Linked DNA regions of Mus musculus: region 1 is linked to region 2. The links are chromatin contacts, found by Hi-C or POLR2A ChIA-PET in ENCODE. All regions are on one chromosome and are shown on one strand. The core of a region is the stretch at or near the end of the contact, and the rest is flanking DNA. Distances in the headings are between cores, read along the strand shown. Region 1 overlaps Camk2b (calcium/calmodulin-dependent protein kinase II, beta). Region 2 holds the start of Ddx56 (DEAD box helicase 56).

What was found. A loop is a pair of places that touch in the nucleus more often than their neighbours do. ChIA-PET counts read pairs that join two places held with the same protein, here RNA polymerase II (POLR2A).
Region 1: a loop to region 2 is called in a map of left cerebral cortex, with 2.7 times the contacts of the local background. The contact joins the enhancer-like site here to the promoter of Ddx56 in region 2. A Hi-C loop is called at or near these places in 4 of 37 maps with a recorded cell type or tissue (all left cerebral cortex). POLR2A ChIA-PET finds 5 or more read pairs at or near these places in 1 of 5 experiments (Patski).

What each region holds. Positions count from the first base shown.
Region 1 is chr11:5,974,778-5,978,285 of GRCm38, reverse strand. The region is part of intron 17 of Camk2b (calcium/calmodulin-dependent protein kinase II, beta); the gene reads left to right. Among named protein-coding and RNA genes, the nearest start is that of Ykt6, 21 kb to the right of the region's middle. Within about 2 kb of position 1,545, at least 1 of the 3 ENCODE cell types and tissues checked has a DNase peak (open chromatin) inside an H3K27ac peak, as active enhancers do.
Region 2 is chr11:6,266,146-6,269,309 of GRCm38, reverse strand. Ddx56 (DEAD box helicase 56) reads left to right here and starts at 1,581. Exons shown (of 14, transcript NM_026538.3): 1 at 1,581-1,650; 2 at 1,731-1,892; 3 at 2,339-2,499; 4 at 2,628-2,798; 5 at 2,904-2,994. The coding sequence starts at 1,591.

The sequences.
Region 1 (3,508 bases), core at 296-2,795, 290 kb after region 2:
TGTCCTCACACAGCCCCCAGACTGGGGTTCCCCAGGGTTGCCTTTGTCCAGCCAGAGGCCTTTATTCTCTGTGAGGATGCTGTCCTGGCCTACTTTCCTACTCATGGCCACTAGACAGTCCCTGAAGGATTTGGCTATGACTTCTAGACCTCCGGGGCCCACTCAAACCTCCCTCTATCTCTGGAGGCTTCTTGCTGCTGAACCTGGCACCAAATAGGAAGCCAGGTCTCAGGTCTCAGATTCCCTTGTGGTAAGAGCAGGGGCTCCCCTCCCCCGTCCTGTCGATTCTGTTGTCTCCTCGTATGTTTGTCTGCCTTGTGTTCATGTCTGTCTGTTCCGCCCCAGCCCCCAGGATCTCTGACATCCTGAACTCAGTGAGAAGGGGCTGTGGAACCCCAGAAGCCGAGGGACCCCTATCAGTGGGGCCCCCACCCTGCTTGTCTCCGGGTCTCCTAGGCCCCCTGCCCACCCCGTGTAAGTAGTAGCTCCTAGGCTTGCTGCCCCTGCTACCGAGGGCTCGCTGAGAATGGCCAGTGCTCAGCCTCCTGCACCTGCCATGCACGGCCAAGCTCCCCCTGGACCAGGATGCCTGATGGGTGGCCTTAGTCAAGGCATATGCACTAACATAGCTGGGCAGCTACCTGGCTGCCCCTTTTGGGCTCAGTGCCTCTGACTCATCTCAGACCCCCTTCTCCTTCCCTGCACGCTGCTACCCTCACTTCATCTCGGGCCCAACCCTGGATAATAGGGTGGAGCCCTTAACCCATCAGTGCCAAGAACTTTCTAGCCTTACTGACATTCACACCCTACCCTGCCCTGGTCACAGTACCTCAGAGCCTATCTCCAGAGCAGCCCTGGGCTCTTGATGTACCTTATCCCTGAACACCATTCACCTCACCATTTGAGGCAGGGGAGGTCAAAGAAGGTGCCAGAATGAGAAACCCCAACCGGGGTCAAATCGCTTAGGGGACATTCAAGAGAAGCGAAGACTGGCCTTCCACTGGCCTGAGCTACCCACGTGGGCCCAAACAATGCTTCTATCTGAACATCCCTCCTCCCTCTCATCCAGTCCTCTACCTACCTGTCACTTGCAGTGATGGCCTCTGGCTTCTTTGGGGCCAGGTTACCTCTCCTTGGAGGACATCCTGTGCCCTTGGCAGCTTCCAGCTCCGCACACTAGAAAGACAAAAGCATCTGTGCTCCTGGTGCCTCCTCCCCCAACATTTATGTCCCTACCCCCCATCTGACCTCACCCCTCCCATGTCACCATGTGTCCTGATGCTCCACATCCCCCTCTGGCCGCCCCTCTTGTCCGGCTTGGCTCTCGGTCTGAAGGTTTCTTCCCTGCATGTCCCTGCCCACCTGTATTCATGTCTGTCTGTTCTGCCCCAGCCCCCAGGATCTCTGACATCCTCAACTCAGTGAGGCGGGGCTCAGGGACCCCAGAAGCTGAGGGCCTCCCACCAGTGGGCCCCCCACCCTGCCCATCTCCGACTCTCCCTGGCCCCTTGCCCACCCCATGTAAGTAGCATTTCACGTGGCCCTTACAGCTCCATGGAGGGGCAAGCCCCCAGCGTGGTGCCTGGTCGGCCTGACTCTGGGAATAACCAGCTTGTGGAGAGATAGGGGGTCATGGCATCTGTCAGGGAATCGTGTCAAAATGCGAGAAGAAAGCAGTGGGCTTCAGGAAAGGCACCTTATGGTCATGAGATGTGTGTTTGTGTGTGTGTGAGCTCAGTATGTGGGGAAGCTCCCAAACGCTTCACTGAGAGAGTGGCGAGCAGGTGCCCACCAGTGCACAAGGAGTCCTTAAGAAAGGCTGAGAGTAGACCTTCCTGGACAAGAGGACAGGGGAAGAAACTCCTAAGAACTCTGGTATGCTGGCTGCCAGGCTGGACTCTGGGGGCGGGGCAGCCAGGGCTAAGGCCGAGTTAGGGAGAGCAGCACAGGCAGGTGGCTCCTTAGCCTGTCTGCCGACTGTCTGCCAGTATCACTTACAGGGATGGATGACATCCAGGGCTGCAGCCACCGCTTCCCCCGCCTCCGGGGACACACGGGGCTGGGGGTGGCGCTGAGATGCCTTCAGAGAAGAGGCTGGGCCAGGGCCTCGGCATGGCAGGGCAGGGGCTGGGTGAGTAACTGTGAGAGGTGGGCATGGGTGACCCACCCCTATCACCTCCACCTATTAGGCTGGGGTCCGGGAGTGCTGCAGGCAGCCAGAGTAGAGAGGAGGTTACAGTAACTCACAAGGATGGACATCTACAGTTTGTAGGTTGTTGGTGGCGGTGGGGAATAACAGATTCGTGCTGTGTAAGGGGCAGCCTCTGGAGGTCATGAATCCCCTAGAGCACTCCATGGTCTGCAGAGGGGATCAGAGTTGAGGGAGGTGTGAGGAGCCAACCAGGTTACTTTTGGTGCTAGGGAAGGGGACCGGTGGCGGGGGTATATAGCAGCCAGTTCTTACAAAGCAGGGGTGGGATGTTCACTGCTGGTGGCTGCAAACAGCATCTGGACAGCACCTGTCCTGTCTGAGTGCTCTATCATTGATCTCAAGGGTCCCATTGTTTTTTTGGGGGAACACGATCGGCCTTAGGAGCAGGTGGCTGCTCCTAGGCCGGGTCCTAGGCCGGGTCTGTGGGGAACAGCAAGTGACCACATTACTTTAGAGGCTATGACACTGCTCTGCCCTAGTAGGGTCTGTGCTAGCTTCACTAGAGGAAGAGGTCCTGCAGGACGGGGCTTCAAGAATGACTGGATGGTGGCATCTTGCTGTCCCATGAGGGGTTGCTGGGCCGAAGGAAAGAAAAGACTGAGTAAAATGTAGGGAAATGTGGGTGGTGTCAGGTGGCATTGGGTCTCTCTTTTTTGGGAAGGCTACAACCCACCGACTAGGTTATAGGTTTCTTTAGGCTCGAGCCCCACCCCTTCCTATGCTCTCTGTACCCCAGGCCTCACTTCCTAATCAGGGATTACACAGGATTCAGGCTGATCCTGGCTCATCCCTTAGTCAGCTGCCCTGCCAAACAGCTGTGAGGTTGGGGGCTTTGGGCCAGTGGGAGGGACACCAAACCTCTGGTCACACCCAGATATCCTCAGCCTCTTTAGGCTGCTTGGCTTCTCACAGGAGAGCTGTGGTCTAAGTAATTTTCCCACTCTGCACACCAGACAAAATCCCACTTACCTCTGGCTTCTTCTTGGACTTGCAGGGTATAGAGCAGCTTGTCCTCGGTCCCTGGCTTCTCCATGAGAGCGATCCCTGAGTGCAGGGATTCTTGGCCCCTTTCTTCATGTTTGATTTCCACTGGGGTCTGGGCAGCAGCCATTTTGCAGGTCAGGAGGTATCCAGCTCCCATTCATAGGCAGCCTCAGTATCCCTAGCTGTCAAATGGGCCAGTGGCTCTCACAAGAACGCTGTACCCAAACTCAAGCGCAGTTCACACCTCTGACTGGTGCTGTGGTCACAGATATTCTCTTAGTGTTGTTGTTGTTATTGTTGTTGTTTTTAACA
Region 2 (3,164 bases), core at 332-2,831:
ACCAGATAACTTTAAAGTAGGGAGTTAGTCTAGATCAGTCATTCTCAACTTGTAGGCCATGACCCCTTTAGGGGTCAAATAACCCATTCACAGGGTCCACCTAAGACCAGCAGAAAAGACACATTTACATCATGATTCATAAGAGTAGCAAAATTACAGTTGTGAAATAGTAAAAATGATGTTCTGGATGGGGGTCACTTCAACGTGAGGAACTGTATTAAAGGGTAGCAGCATTGGGAAGGTTGAGAAGCACTGATCTAGATCATCAGTTTGAGCTCACTGCAGTCACAGGTGCCAGAGTCCAGCGTTTTGCAGTTAGGCTTCTAGCCCCACCTTAAGTCTCCCCCTTTTCCTCTCCTTTGCTGCTGATTGAGACTCTAAGGCATCATGCACGCTAGGGAAGTGCTCTACATTGATCCTGTTGCCCACTTAATGACCCCTTTTATTGGTCTTTTCCTTCAGCTCAGCCCCTCCTGTTATCAGGAGGGCTTTCCCTTTCTTAATAGGTGGTCACTATAAGACCCTGTTGGTAAATGTTTTTAGTCCCCACCAATCTCTTTTCTGTTATTGCCCTAACAATAGTTACAGCGCCCAGAAGAAATGGGCCTAAGGTCAACTGACACTTTTTTGGCTTTAGGTGTTTTAAGAGGTCCCAAGGAAGGGTGGTAGTGCATGCCTTTAATTCCAGCACTAGGGAGGCTGAGTCAAACCAGTCTGGTCTACCTACCAAGTTCCAGGCCAGCCACTACATAATGAGGCCATGTCTCAAAAAAACCAATCAATCAATCTTCCCCAGGCAGTGATGGCACATGCCTTTAATCTCAGCATTTGGGAGGCAGAGGCAGGCGGATTTCTGAGTTTGAAGCCAGCCTGGTCTACAGAGTGAGTTCCAGGACAGCCAGGGCCACACAGAGAAACCCTGTCTTGAAAAAAACAAACAAACAAACAAAAAAAAAAAAACAAAAAAAAAACAAAAACAGAAGAAAAAGTCCTAAGGACATTCCCTGGTAAGGAATTCTCAAAGAATGGGCCTTATTAACATGTGTAACAAAGTCTGATTTTCGTTTTCTGGGAAAGATGGTCCCAGGAAGGGTTCGAGTCAACTTGGCTCTTCTTCTAAGAGCTGTTAAGGATTGCACCGCGTGTTGGCAGTATTTGTGAAAATCTTCATAGTAGCTGAAGGCCTGATTTAACATTTATCTTAGGTTAGCAACTTGTGCCGCGATTTCTGCCCAGTGAGATTTGCCTCTGGTTACCCACAGAACCCTAATTCCTTTGCGCATGTGCCTAAGTGGCGGCTGCCTCCCTTTAGCCAAAACGCGGTCGATCCCAACCATAACCTAGCAAAGCCCTGCCCACGTCACTCTGTGGGTCAGGGAAGGCTGAGGCGCCAGAGAAGAGGCATCCACAATTCGGAGGGCGTTCAAGGGACAGCATTGCGGAACGCTCCTGCGCAGAGCCAGCACAAATTGGTAGCAACGTCGGACACCCAGGAGAAAGTACTTCCAGGAAGTGACGTACCTTCCAGAGCTGATTAGTTGTTGGTTTGTCCCGCCCTACGCGTGCGCACTGACAGCGTGGAGTCACGCCATGGAGGACCAAGAAGCGCTGGGTTTTGAACACATGGGCCTGGATCCCCGGCTCCTGCAGGTATGGGGTAGGCTGTGGAGCTGCTACCCGGTGTGCCGCTGTACTCCACGCCGCTTGAGCTGCGTCCTCTTCCTTCTTAGGCTGTCACCGATTTGGGCTGGTCGCGACCTACGTTGATCCAGGAAAAGGCCATTCCTCTGGCGCTGGAGGGGAAGGACCTCCTGGCCCGCGCCCGCACAGGCTCCGGGAAGACCGCAGCTTATGCTATTCCGATGCTTCAGTCGCTTCTCCACAAGAAGGCGGTGGGTAGCGAGAGGAGCAGTGAGTATGAGGCAGGACGCTCCAAAAGAATAGGGAATGAAGTGCCCGACTGTGCCAAGGTTCCTCCTATAGGTCCTGTGTCAGTGTTAGGCGGCCCATAGAGAACTTGGTCAATTTGCAGCTTAATCTCTGAGCTGGAGTTCAGGTTACTTGGCTCTCAACCCGGGCCTTGGTGCCACGACCGCCATCCTGTTGTAATTTTGAGTAACCTTTTATCTAGAGGGGGACTCATCAGCTCCGTAGTACGTTAAGTGATTTCAGCAAGTTCTAAATTTGAGTGCCTGGGAAAGCTCTGCCCCCTGTGCTGTGAGGTGGGCAGAATTAAGAGTTTATCAGGACACAGCTAGGTGGTTGTGTTGCAGTACATGGTTCTGACTGTTTGGGCGGACCCAGTACTTTGAACGGTCTTGAATTGGTGTTCTTACAGACAGGTCCTGTAATGGAGCAGGCTGTGAGAGGCCTTGTTCTTGTTCCTACCAAGGAGCTGGCACGGCAGGCCCAGGCCATGATCCAGCAACTGGCTGCCTACTGTGCTCGGGATGTGCGAGTGGCTAACGTCTCAGCTGCAGAAGACTCAGCTTCTCAGAGGTGGGTGAAACCTGCAGGCCTCCAAAGGGAGAACGCTTTGCAAGTGTGTGCCCTTGGTGGTGTGAGTGGCTAGCCTGGGCAGGTCTGCCAGGGCGAGGGTCTGGCTGCTAAATCCTTGCCACCTGCAGAGCTGTGTTGATGGAGAAGCCAGATGTGGTGGTGGGAACCCCATCCCGAGTGTTAAGCCACTTGCAGCAGAACACCTTGAAACTCCGGGACTCCCTAGAGCTGCTGGTGGTAGATGAAGCTGACCTTCTTTTTTCCTTTGGCTTTGAGGATGAACTCAAGAGTCTTCTCTGGTAAGGAAGAAACAGAAGTGGCTCCTAGACCTGCAAGGGTCTGGACTTGGGACTGGAGTGGAATGGGTGGGCTGGAGCCTGATCAAGCCCTGTTCTTTCTTTCAGTCACTTGCCTCGGATTTACCAGGCTTTTCTCATGTCGGCCACTTTCAATGAGGATGTACAAACTCTGAAGGAGCTGGTACTGCATAACCCGGTAAGTGGAGCATCTGGGACTGAGACCCAAGTCTCTGAACTTGTTGATCCTTCTCAGGAAACTTCTGGCGCTTGCGGGGGGACTATTTTTGTTAGGTATGTCTTTCCTAATTCTTAATCACTGAAAGGAAGTCACTTGAAGTCATTATATATTTATAGCTTTCCCTAGTC